Linked DNA regions of Homo sapiens: all the other regions are linked to region 3. Evidence: chromatin contacts called from ENCODE Hi-C or POLR2A ChIA-PET data. All regions are on one chromosome and are shown on one strand. Each heading gives the region's core, a stretch centred on a gene start or an enhancer-like site at or near the end of the contact. The rest is flanking DNA. Distances are from core to core; before and after follow the strand shown.

Region 1 (4,636 bases), core at 1-2,500, 160 kb before region 3:
AATAGCCGGGTGTGGTGGCGGAAGCCTGCAATCCCAGCTATTCAGGAGGCTGAGGCAGAGAATTGCTTGAACCCAAGAGGCGGAGGTTGCAGTGAGCCGAGATCACGCCACTGCACTCCAGCCTGGGCGACAGAGTGAGACTGCGTCTCAAAAAAAAAAAACAACACAAAACTTTTTTTTGGCGGGCTTGGTGGGTCACACCTGTAATCCCAGCACTTTGGGAGGCCTAGGCGGGCAAATCACCTAAAGTTAGGAGTTCGAGACCAGCCTGACCAACATGGAGAAACCGTCTCTACTAAAAATATAAAATTAGCCTGGAGTGGTGGCGCATGCCTGTAATCCCAGCTACTTGGGAGGCTGAGGCAGGAGAATGGCTTGAACCCGGGAGGCGGGGGTTGCAGAGAGCCGAGATCGCGCTTCTGCGCTCCAGCCTGGGCGACAGAGCGAGAATCCATCTCAAACAAACAACCAAAAAACCCAAAAACCATAGTATCCTCTTGTGTACGCAGCCGGCACTCAGTAAGTGCCCCTGAAGAGCACTTATTTATTCATTGCTGCGCGAAGCTACGGGGGCAGGTGGCACAGCGCCACGCAGGAGTAGAGACTGCCAGATTGTTCTACCGCCAACCTTAGTGGCGCCACAGGAGATGGACACGGGAAGACTATGACGTTACTGGCCCTGTGACGTCATGGCAGGATCCGGGCAAGAGAAGCCAAACGAGGTGACGAGCTGTAGACTACAGCAAAAATATGGAACGCTTCACGAATTTGCGTGTCATCCTTGCGCAGGGGCCATGCTAATCTTCTCTGTATCGTTCCAATTTTAGTATATGTGCTGCCGAAGCGAGCACGACTCAAGGGTTACTGTCACACCTATTTTAAGCCCTTCAATCAAATCATCTTTTGGTTAGGATAACTTATGGTCGGTTTCATATTTAGCATAATTTCCTACAGTGGTATGTTGCAGAACAACTTTCGTGCTTACGCTTACTTTGATGTCTTCGATCACGTAAAATCCCATATCTTATCGTAATTTTACCGCCTTATACTGGCCTCATAGCCGCGGTGGATTGTGGGTGCCAATATGCAAAAGAGGTGGCCCAGATGCAGGCCCGCCCCCTGGAGCGGCCGAGGTAGGGGGTGAGGCCTCCGCGGGCGCCGCTGGCATCCCAGCGTTCTCTGCGGGCGCAGGGGGGCCGCTCTTGCCCGGCGTGGCGACTCGCTAGCGTCAGCAGCGCCGCAGCCGGACGAGAAAGCGGAAGATGGCGGCGGCGGCCGGGAGGCCGTGAGGAGAGCGGCGGCTGCGAGGGCGGCCGATGGCGGCCGGGAGGCGCCCTCGGACACTTGCGGGTCGTTAGGGCGCGACGCTGGGAGGCATGTCGGAGCACGTGGAGCCCGCAGCTCCGGGGCCCGGGCCCAACGGCGGCGGCGGCGGCCCGGCCCCCGCGCGCGGGCCTCGCACCCCCAATCTCAACCCCAACCCCCTCATCAACGTGCGCGACCGGCTCTTCCACGCGCTGTTCTTCAAGATGGCTGTCACCTATTCGCGGCTCTTCCCGCCCGCCTTCCGCCGTCTCTTCGAGTTCTTCGTGCTGCTCAAGGTGACCGCGGCCCCGACCCCCGACCCTTGACCCCAGCGGCTGTCCCGACCCCCAAGTCTGCTACCTCCGACCGCGACCCCTGGCCCCGCTGGGGACAGCGAGCGCCACCCTGCACCCTGAGGCCTATACCCGGCCCTACCGATTAGGGCTCTCCCTCGCGACCTCTGACCCTGGGATTGGCCAGGGACACCGTCTCGTGACCCCATCCCGCCCGGGGACGTCCACCCGGGAAGGCCGGATCCCGCTGCACTAGAAGCCGCTGTTCTCTACTCTGGAAACCTCACTGTCAGCTCCCTCCAGGGCCCATCCTGTCCCCGGCGACCGCCTTTCCCAGGTCCCCACCTACCCAGGCTTGGAGTCCGGTCCTGGCCTGCGAGGTAGCACCTCCCGCCCTTTGACCCCTGACTGTGCCGCCTGAGACCCTCAGTTCCGAGGCCTCTCTCCCCTCCCAATGTGCTGGCCCAGAACCCAGCCTGACGCAGGTCTCCCTCGGACCAACCCCTGTCCTGGAAGTCGACTCCCCACTCCCCTCTCTCCCTCCTTGTAGCCTTTCAGCTGCGTTCCCCGCTCCTGAGCCTCAGGGGAATGTGACTTAGCTGAGGTCACCTCGCTAGGGTTAGCGGCAAAGTCACCGGCAGCAGCGTACCACCCCATCCCCGGCCTCTTCCTCCGCTGGGTCCCCACTCCCTTCCTGCTTCAGGAGCTCAGGTTGTGGGTCTGTCGCCCGTGCCTCCCCTATGAGGCACCGGCCTCCGCGTCTTGGGCTCTGTCCCCCTCCCGCCCTCCTCAGATGGCAGAGGTCTCAGCCGTGCAGGACAGGCATCGGCCTGACTCCCTCTGAGAAGGAGTCTTGCTTGGGTGACAAGAGGGGCTCAGTAGCAGCTGCAGCCCCTCAGAAAACAAGCTGGCCGGGGTCCTGGGCCACCTGGCGAAATGGGGACGTGGCCGTTTTCGTTCTGCATCAGAACACCGCCGCGCCGGGGCTTGGGGGCTGCTGAAGTTGCGCCGTGAGCTTTTTGGATCTAGCCTGCAAAGAGGGGTCCGATGCTGGCGGGCCAGGCTGCGATCGTGGGCAAGTTCCCAGCCTGACACAGGTTGGTCAGGAGCTGGCTGCTTTTTTGGGCTCGGCAAGTGGAGCTGGACCTTGGCCGTCCTGCGGACCTGGGTGTGGGTCCCAGCCTGCTGCCACTTCACGGAAGGCCCCCCAGCCTCCAGATCCGTGCCTCCCCAGGCCAGAGCTCAGCCCATCATCCTTCCCACCTTCCTCCCTGCAGCCCCCCAGAGTGGCATGGTCGCCTCAGTAGGCACCTGAGCAGGGCTGTGAAGGGTTACGCAGGCAGGCGGCCTTTCCCGGCTCTGGGGTCCACAGACGGGGCCTGAAACTGTGGACGGAGGCTGGTCTGTGGACGTGGGTTTTCCTTCCATGGAGTAGCCTGGGAACAGGATGGAGCCACTGTGTCCTTAGGCTTGTGGAGGGTGTGTGCTGGGTGCCAGGCCAGGTTCCCCCGACGGAGCTCAGCCTCCTTGGGAGGTGCATCCCTGTCGCCTGGGCCCTGGTCCCACCATGTCCCGGTTTGGAAAGGGATCAAGCCTACCCGGCTCCATCTCCAGGCCAATACCACTCACAGGTGGTCAGATGGGGCTGGGCCAGAGCTGGAGTTCCCCGTCTTCTGTGTAGGGTGGAGACTCTTGGGAGGTTCTCAGTAACCCCAATCCCTCCTCTCTCAGCAGAGGGCTTTGGACTGTGAGATCTCTGGGTGGTGAATTTTTTTTTTTTTTTTTTTGAGATGGAGTCTTGCTCTGTCACCCAGGCTGGAGTGCAGTGGTTTGATCTCGGCTCACTGCAAACTCCACCTCCTGGGTTCAAGCAATTCTTCTGCCTCAGCCTGCGGAGTAGCTAGGATTACCGGTGCCCACCATCACAACCGGCTAATTTTTTTGTCTTTTTAGTAGAGACTGGGTTTTGCCATGTTGGCTAGGCTGGTCTCAAACTGCTGATTTCAGGTGATCTGCCCGCCTCGGCCTCCCAAAAGGCTGGGATTACAGGCGTGAGCCACCATGCCTGGCCTGGGTGGGGAAATCTGTTCTTTGTGAATTTTCCACCCGGTAATCTGGTGGCACAGAATCTGACCCTGCTGCCTTCACTTTTACTTATCTGCAAAGTGCAGGCTGGAACTGCCTGATTTCAGAGGCTGCCTTGAGTTCCAGAAGGCTCCTCTGCTTCCTGCCTGCCTGGCTTCCGGGGGTCTCCCTGCAGAGAGCCAGGTCCTCCCTGGTATGATCCCTTCAAGGTGGCTTCATCCTGTGGCATCTGTGCAGCTGAGCTCCCAGCCCTGAGCTGGCATGGAGTCCCCCAGCTCTCACCCATGCCTGGGTGGCTTTAGGAAATGCCAGGATCTCCCAGCTCTGAGCCAGCATGGAGCCCCCCGGTCCCTCATCCATGCCTGGGTGGCTTTAGGAAATGCCAGGCAGTGCCAGGTGCTGGGGAGAGAGGAGGCGGCAGGGGCCTGTGTTCCAGGGGCCCTCGGGAGACCTCCATCCAGCCTCAGTATCCACCTCTGCTGGCCTTCATGGCCCTGAGCCCAGTGTGGCAGAGACTGTCCATCTTGGGGCACTGGGTGCCTGCACCTGTGCGGTTGGGCTCTGGACCCAGGTGACCACCAAGTGGATGCCCACAGGGTGAAGGGGTCTCGACTCAGCACCCCTGGACATGGGCAGGGGCCCGCGCCTAGCCACAGGGAGTAATGGGGCTCCTCTTGTGGGGTCGTGACGATTAAAGACGGGGTATGTGAGACCCCAGGGGCCCTGCTCTGAATGGGGGACCTGTCACATTGAGGCCACTGTGAGGCTGCAGTGGAAGGAGAGGCCCCGGTGGCCTGGAGGCAGGAAGCACCCCGGGTGGACAAAGGGGAGCCCCAGGTAGTGTTTCCTGGCTGGGGCTGAGGGCTCTGTGTCCCACCTGGGAGGAGAGTGTGGCTCCGCGGGCTTGTGTGTCCGTCGGTCTGTGGGTCAGTCAAATACCCAGAGAGCGGGCA
Region 2 (4,961 bases), core at 1,889-4,388, 220 kb before region 3:
CCTCCAGCTGCTCCTCACTGCCGCTGTGGCTGCCAGAAGCCACCTCTAGGCTGGCCTCGCTCTGCTGCTGCTCCAGGAAGCTGAGGTGGCCCAGGGCACTGGCCTCCGATGAGGACAGCAGCTCGGAGGCCTCCTCTAGGTCCGAGTCCGAATCGTTGGACACAACTCGGGATTCTAAGAAAGGGAGACAGATGGCGGGGGGAGACAGACAGGAGAGATGGAGGAGAGACAAGGGGAGGGACAGACAGGAGAGATGGGGAGAGACAGGAGAGGGGGGAGAGAGATGGAGAGACAGGAGAGATGGGGAGAGACAGGAGAGATGGAGGAGAGACAAGGGGAGGGACAGACAGATGGAGAGACATGGCGGGGAGGAGGAGAGAGAGACAAGGGGAGAAACGGAAGGAGAGAGGTGTTGATAGGGTCTGGCTCTGTGTCCCCACCCAAACCTCATCTTGTAGCTCCCATAATTCCCACGTGTTGTGGGAGGGAGCTGGTGGAGGATGGTTGAATCCTGGAGGTGCGTCTTTCCTGGGCTGTTCTCATGATAGTACGTGGGTTTCACAAGATCTGATGGTCTAAAAACTGGAGTTTCCGGACACAAGCTCTCCCTTTGCCTGCCACCATCCATGCAAGATGTGACTTGCTCCTCTTTGCTTTCTGCCATGATTGTGAGGCCTCCCCAGCTACATGGAACTGTAACTCCATTAAACCTCTTTCTTTTGTAAATTGCCCAGTCTCAGGTATTTCTTTTTGAGACAGAGTCTCTCTCTCTTGCCCGGGCTGGAGTGCAGTGCCATGATCTTGGCTCAGTGCAACCTCTGCCTCCCCGGTTCAAGTGATTCTCCTGCTTCAGCCTCCTGAGTAGCTGGGATTACAGGTGCCCTCCACCACACCTGTCTAATTTTTGTATTTTTAGTAGAGATGGGATTTCACCATGTTGGTCAGGCTGGTCTTGAACTCCTAACCTCAAGTGATCTGCCTTGTCCTCCCAAAGTGCGAGGATTACAGGCGTGAGCCACCGTGCCCAGCCTCAGGTATTTATTTATCAGCAGTGTGAAGACAGACAACACAGGTGTCCCATAACTAGATGCGGCACTCGGCCAGCTGCCTCTGACAGGTGGTGCTGGCCCCACGTGGGTCAAACTCCCAGCCCCACGCCCTTCTCTAGAAAAACGGGCTCCTGCAGGAAAGGCACTTAGCCTGACCTGGTGCACCTGGAGCCTCACAAGGCATCAGCCCCACGTTCACGTTACTGGTTTCTGAGTGCGGGGTAGGCACCTCAAAAGGCACTGCCTTGCCTGTTTTTGCAGCCGGTTAAAGGACACTGAATGAGTAGCTCATAGGTGTGGTCTCCGTGGCAGACGAAATCCACAGAATGTGCAGCACCGTGGACCCTGCCACGTGTGTACAACTAGGTCATGGCACCTGCGCCCATGGGTGGCACACGCCAGCCTCCCTTGGGGCCGTTCGGGCAGCCACACACTCACCTCTGCACCCGTCCGCCGCCGCCTCCTGCAGCGGGTAGACCACCGCCTCGCCCGCCTCCAGGTACGGCACCTGGACGACTACCTCAGCTCGCTGGTTGGATGACTCGTCCTGCAAGTGCAGAACGGAAGTCATAGAGGGGCCGGGGCTCCATTTTCCATGTTATAAATTAACAAACCCACCCACACAGCCCGTAACAGCTACTGACACCCGCTGTTGCCCAGGCGGTCTGTCCTCAGCCAAGAGCAAACCCGAGAAACCGCAGCCCCTAAACACCCAGGGAAGATGGATTGAAAGAATACGAGACGCCGCGTGCAGTGGCTCACACCTGTAATCCCAGCACTTCAGGAGGCCAAGGGGGGTGCGGATCACTTGAGGTCAGCAGTTCGAGACCAGCCTGGCCAACAAAGTGAAACCCCATCTCTGTTAAAAATACAAAAATTAGCCGGGTGTGGTGGCCGGCGCCTGTAGTCCCAGCTACGCGGGAGACTGAGGCAGGAGAATCGCTTGAACCTGGGAAGCGGAGGTTGTGGTGGGCTGAGATCGCCCCATTGCACTTCAGCCTGGGCAGCAGGAGCGAAACTACAACTCCCAGAAAAGAAAATCTGAAGCGGGGAATTGACCTCGCGGCGGAGTGCAGTGGCAGCTCGGGCAGGCTGTGGACACCGGGCCAGCGTGGAGCTTGTGGCTGCAGGCAGCACCGGGATGGGAAACGGGGAAGGAAGCTGGGGGTGAAGGGTGAGGCCCAAGGCCAGCCCCAAGGGAGAGTGGAGGGGCGGCCGCAGAGCCTTTGCACCTCTGCCAGATTCAATGCAGACCTCGCTGAGTTTTTTGCATAAAAGACACAAAAAGACAGTGGCCTCCCGAACAGCCCTGTCCAAACCAAATTATCTCCCTGTGGTTCCTTGGGCTTCATCCGACAACGACTGTCCCCAGCAGCGCCCCCTGCTCCCCAAGCCCCGAGTGGCCAGCCCCGGTCAGGCCCACACCCTCACCTGGCCCCCGGGGGTCTCCTCCGGCTCCTCCTCGAAGACCAGGCCGTAGTGGACGATGAGAGTCTCGATGACGCGGGCCTGATGGGGATAATCCACCAGGGAGGAGAGGGACACGGTGGCCTCGGTGGGCCGTGGCCGAAGCAGCGTGGGCCCGAACACGATGCCCAGGTTCCCGGGGGTCATCTTGTTGTCCTGCTCCACCTCCACGATCCTGCGGGGTGGGCAGGGGCCAGGTGCTGAGCGGCTCCCGGGACCCCGCGCCCTCCACTCCATATGCCGGGACTCACCTGCGTAGGTGACGCAGCAGGTACTGCAGCGAGGCCCGGTTCTCAGGCGGCAGGTCCCGCAGGAGCTCCCGCAGCCGACCTGCCAGGGCCACCGCCACTGCCTCGCTCTCCGAGCCGTCCTGCCGGCCCCGGGACGCCGCCTTGGCCTCGGCCTCTGCCTTCAGGCTGTCCTTGGCCAGCCCTACGAGCTCGTGGTAGAGGCGGAAGGAGATGAGCGGCTCGGGAAGCTGCGCAGAGTCAAGGGTCAGCAGGTGTTGGTGGGCCTGGCCCAGCCCCCACGTGTGCCTGCCACGCCCCCAGCCTCAGCCCCACCCCCACAGAGCACTGGCCACACCCCACCGAGCTCGGGTTCCACCCAGAGCGGCGTCAGTCCCCTTTCCCAGCCCAGCGTGAGCCCTGCCCCTCCTACCCGGGCCACGCCCGCAGCTCCACTCCCTTTCTCGCTCTGGCCACGCGCGCCCCGCCCTGCAGGTACCCTAACGAGCTCCGGCTCCACTCAGCATAGTCTGACCCCTTCCCAACCACCTGCGAAGTGCTGGTCCCACTCCCATCCCAGCCCAGCTCCGCCCTTCCCCAGACATGACCACGCCCCTAGCCCCAGTCCCGCCCTTCCCCGGGGATGACCACGCCCCTGGCCCCAGCCTCGCCCCACCAAGCCCAGGCCCCACCGCCAGCCCCGCACTTGTCTAGCCTCAGCCCCGCCCCTAGCCTCATACGGGTCCCTGCCAAGCGCTGAACACGCCCATCTTGCTCTGGCCACGCCCCACCGAGCCCCGGCCCCGGCCCCGCCCCCGCACAGCGTCAGGTGTGCCTCTGCCGTGGCCACACCCCTGCCACGTGCTGACCAAGCCCCACCCCGCCCCTCCTGTCCCTGTCCGTGCCTCGGCGCAGAACTGGCCCCGCCTCGCTCCTACCGTGACCACGCCCCCAGCCTCAGCCCTGCCCTGCCAGGCACTGTCCCGCCCACCCTGTCCTCCCCAGGCCCCCGCTTGCGCCAGTCCTGCTCCAGCTCAGTCCTGCTCCAGCTCCCGGACCCCCACCCCGCCTCCTCCTGCCTGGCTACGCCCCTTCCAGGCTCTGCCTGGCCACCACCGGTGGGTCTCACCTGACGCAGGTAGAGCTTGAGGACGTTGCTGATGTCGTGGGGCGAGGCCTGCGACAGCTCGACCAGCTCCTTGCCGTTCTCGAAGGCCTGGCACAGCTTCTCCACGCGTGTCTTTACCCCATTGACCCGGTAGATGCCCTGCGGGAGCCCGGGGGTGGGGAGGCCCATCAGCCTCGGCCCACTCCCGCCTCCTCGCTGTGAGCCGCTTCCTCCCCCGCCTCACCTTGGTGCGCAGCGCCCGCCGCTCGATCTCGCAGACGCACTTCTTGACGATGAAGGGCACGCCGTCGGGGGCGCTGCGGGCCGCGTGGCTGAAGTCCTGGCCGAACAGCTGCAGGCGGCCTTGCAGCTTCTTGTGCCCGCACTGTATGGCCAGCGTCTCCAGACATTTCTTGTGGCAGGCCAGGCAGCACTGGGGGCGGCCAGAGTGAGTGAGCCCAGCCCCGGGGCGCCCAGCTCAGCGCAGCCCCCAGCGGCTCCACCCCACCTCCCCGGGGCGCTCACAGCCCCCACACGGCAGCTTCTGCAAACACAAGCTGGACAGTGGCTCGTGGCTTCCACCCCAGGGGTGATCCCGCCTGCCCTGTGGCCTCCTCTCCTTCCCGCCCCTTGGTTTTCTGGACACAGCTCCAGGGCCTTTGCCCTCCAGGTCTTCTGGCCACAGCCCCAGGACTCTTCACCCTCCAGGTCTGCCCCCTGCCTCGCTGCCTCAGAGAGCCAACCCTGCTCCCCAGAACTAAAAGAGCCCACCCCACCCCCTCCGTTCGCTTCCTTCCAAAGGCGTCCGACTGCTCCCTGCTCTGGGCCGGACATTCCTGAGGGCACACAGGCCGGCGGTGCTGGGCACCCCAAAGGCTCCCGAAGGCTCCCAGCTGTCCGTCGGGGCGTCCCACTCACCTCTTCACACTCAGCACCCTGGAAGTAGACGTAGCTGTTGCACTCGCGGCACTTGGCGGGCGTGCGGAGCTTCCGGAGCCGGTGAGTACGGGCCGCCTTGGACAGCCCCTCGTGGCGGAACGGTCCACTGGGCACGGCCACCGGCAGCTCGGGGGTCATGCCGTTGAGGTCAGCTGCGGGCAGCACAGGCAG
Region 3 (2,500 bases), core at 1-2,500:
ACGTCAGTGTGATTCCTAGGTGAGTGTTCCATAGCCCCAAAAACACCCAAGCACAGTGTTCATCAATCCATCCCCCCTTTTCCCAGCGGACCTGCCTCTCAGATCATCAGTCTTTTTTTTTTTTTTGAGATGGAATCTCGCTCTGTCACCCAGGCTGCAGTGTAGTGGTGTGATCTCCACTCACTGCAACCTCCACCTCCCGGGTTCACGCCATTCTGCCTCAGCGTCCCGAGCAGCTGGGACTACAGGTGCCTGCCACCACGCCCGGCTAATTTTTTGTATTTTTAGTAGAGACGGGGTTTCACCGTGTTAGCCAGGATGGTCTCGATCTCCTGACCTCATGATCTGCCCGCCTCAGCCTCCCAAAGTGCTGGGATGACAGGCGTGAGCCACCGGCACCCGGCCCATCAGTCACTTTTTCTTTTCTCTTTTTTTTTTTTTTCTTTCTTTTTGAGATGGAGTCTCCTTCTGTTGCCCAGGTTGAAATGCAGTGGTGCTATCTCGGCTCACTGCAAGCTTCACCTCCTGGATTCAAGCTATTCTCCTGCCTCAGCCTCCCAAGTAGCTGGGACTACAGGCATCCGCCACCACGCCCGGCTAATTTTTTTGTATTTTTAGTGGAGATGGGATTTCACCGTGTTGGCCAGGATGGTCTCAATCTCCTGACCTTGTGATCTGCCCGCCTCGGCCTCCCAAAGTGCTGGGATTACAGGCATGAGCCACCGCGCCTGGCCCATCAGTCTTTTTCTACGATAGCGCCTGGCTGCCCCTCCACCAGGTGGGAGAAAGGGCACAGGGCCTCAGGTGTCCTCCCTGGCCTTGCCAAGAAGGGTGACCTGAGGTCCAGGGCCTCCAGCAAGCAGGTGCCGCTGCTCGTCGTCCTGGTGTGGGTCTGGCCGCACCCAGGGTGGTTTGTGAAGGCAGGCTCCGTGGCTCTGGGCTCCAGTCCAGGCTGTGTCCTGGAGCTTCTGTGTAAGGTCAGGAGAGTCGCACAGTCCCTGTGAGCCTCAGTTTCCCCTTATGGGATATGGGTCATAGGAACACGGCCTCGAAGGGTTTCTGTGCACCTGAGTCTCAGCCCACAGCCTTGCACACAGAAGACGCTCACATTCCCCTTGGTAAGCAAAGGGAAACGGTATGAGCCAGACCAGGAGGGGACACCCATGCCTGGCGGGCCTTCGCGCGTGTGTGTGTGTGTGTGTGGCAAGGGCGCCGCCGTGTGGCCGCGTCAGCCCCACGGAAGCGCTGGACCCGGAACTTCGCTGTATTCTCCGTTCTTGCGCTTTTATCTGTAGCTTCCCGCGTTCCTCTTTTTTTAATGTTTCTGTTTTTGTTTTGAGACAGAGTCTCGCTCTGTCACCCAGGTCGGAGTACAGTGGTGCGATCTCAGCTCACTGCAACCTCCGCCTCCCGGGTTCAAGCTATCCTCCTGCCTCAGCCTCCTGAGTAGCTGGGGCTACAGGTGCCCACCACCACGCTCAGCTAATTTTTTTTTGTATTTTTAGTAGACACGGGGTTTCACCATGTTGGTCAGGCTGATCAGGAACTCCTGACCTCAAATGATCCGCCCGCCTCGGCCTCCCAAAGTGCTGGGATTACAGGCGTGAGCCACCACGCAGAATTTTTTTTTTTTTTTTGTAGAGAGAGACAAGGTTTCACTCTGTTGCCCAGGCTGGAGGGCAGTGGTGCAATCACAACTCACTGCAGCCTCAGCCTCCTGCGTTCAAGTCATCCTCCCACCTCAGCCTCCTGAGTAGCTGGAACTACAAGCACCCACCTCCATGCCCGCCAATTGCCCAGCTAATTTTTTATTTATTTGTAGAGATGGAGTCGCGCTACGTGGCCCATGCTGATCTCGAACTCCTGAGATCCAATGATCCTCCCACCTCGGCCTCCCCTTCTGCATATAGTAGGTGCTCAATAAAGACCAACCAGATGCAGGAGTGGATGACTTCATTGCTCGGGACTTTGTTGCTTGGGTGACCCTGACCTTCAGGCCCCGGCACCCTAGGCCAGGACGCTGTCGATCCAGGCCGCATAGCTCGCCACGCGGGTGTAGATCCCGGGCTTCTTGCGGTTGCCGCAAACGCGCGAGCCCGAGGTGACCACGCCCTCGAGCACGCCCCCGCACACCAGCGGGCCCCCGGAGTCACCCTGCCGGAACAGGACGGGGCCGTGAGGGGCGGCCCGCGCCCACCCCGGCCTCACGTGTTAGACCCCCTCACCTGGCTGCCGCTCCCGCCCCACAATGCTCGCTCATCCCTCCCGTGTTAATTTGGTCTTCACTAGTCAATAGCCCCGCGCCACGCCTATCGCCTAGGCCACAACCACAAGCCACGCCCCTCTAGGCCCGCCCCCAGCTCCTGGCCACACCCCCTCTGGCCTCAACCTCACCACGTGTTCCCCCGACCCCACCCCGCTCCAAGCCCTTTCCAGTATGGGGGTCCCACACCTCATTCCTGCTCTTCCAAGCTTTGACTTGCCGTGGATCCCACTTCTG

Evidence for each region. Hi-C counts contacts between places; a loop is a spot of excess contacts on that map. ChIA-PET counts read pairs that join two places held with the same protein, here RNA polymerase II (POLR2A). Pooled maps may share reads with other maps.
Region 1: a loop to region 3 is called in a pooled map, with 10 times the contacts of the local background. The contact joins the promoter of TMEM259 here to the enhancer-like site in region 3. A Hi-C loop is called at or near these places in 3 of 37 single-sample maps with no recorded cell type and 10 of 50 pooled maps. POLR2A ChIA-PET finds 5 or more read pairs at or near these places in 8 of 52 experiments (AG04450, CD4-positive, alpha-beta T cell, CD4-positive, alpha-beta memory T cell and 5 more).
Region 2: a pooled map shows a loop between it and region 3 (3-fold over the local background). The contact joins two enhancer-like sites. A Hi-C loop is called at or near these places in 8 of 50 pooled maps. POLR2A ChIA-PET finds 5 or more read pairs at or near these places in 6 of 52 experiments (CD4-positive, alpha-beta T cell, CD8-positive, alpha-beta memory T cell, HEK293 and 3 more).

Annotation. Positions count from the first base shown.
Region 1 is chr19:1,017,737-1,022,372 of GRCh38, reverse strand. It overlaps TMEM259 (transmembrane protein 259), which reads left to right and starts at 1,250. Exons shown (of 11, transcript NM_001033026.2): 1 at 1,250-1,601. The coding sequence starts at 1,377. RNU6-2 (RNA, U6 small nuclear 2) reads right to left here and starts at 851; the gene lies at 745-851. RefSeq lists silencers at 1,059-1,168, 1,329-1,398, 1,429-1,488, 3,747-3,966 and an enhancer at 2,764-3,363.
Region 2 is chr19:1,080,873-1,085,833 of GRCh38, reverse strand. ARHGAP45 (Rho GTPase activating protein 45) reads right to left here. Exons shown (of 23, transcript NM_012292.5): 17 at 4,770-4,942; 18 at 4,096-4,284; 19 at 3,873-4,010; 20 at 2,768-2,994; 21 at 2,481-2,691; 22 at 1,488-1,596; 23 at 1-174. Among named protein-coding and RNA genes, the nearest start is that of POLR2E, 12 kb to the left of the region's middle. RefSeq lists a cis regulatory region at 3,018, enhancers at 2,934-3,103, 3,568-4,443 and a silencer at 3,278-3,767. Within about 2 kb of position 3,138, at least 10 of the 41 ENCODE cell types and tissues checked have a DNase peak (open chromatin) inside an H3K27ac peak, as active enhancers do.
Region 3 is chr19:862,746-865,245 of GRCh38, reverse strand. It overlaps CFD (complement factor D), which reads right to left. Exons shown (of 5, transcript NM_001928.4): 5 at 1,605-2,154. The coding sequence ends at 2,008. Among named protein-coding and RNA genes, the nearest start is that of CFD, 4.3 kb to the right of the region's middle. Within about 2 kb of position 1,250, at least 8 of the 41 ENCODE cell types and tissues checked have a DNase peak (open chromatin) inside an H3K27ac peak, as active enhancers do.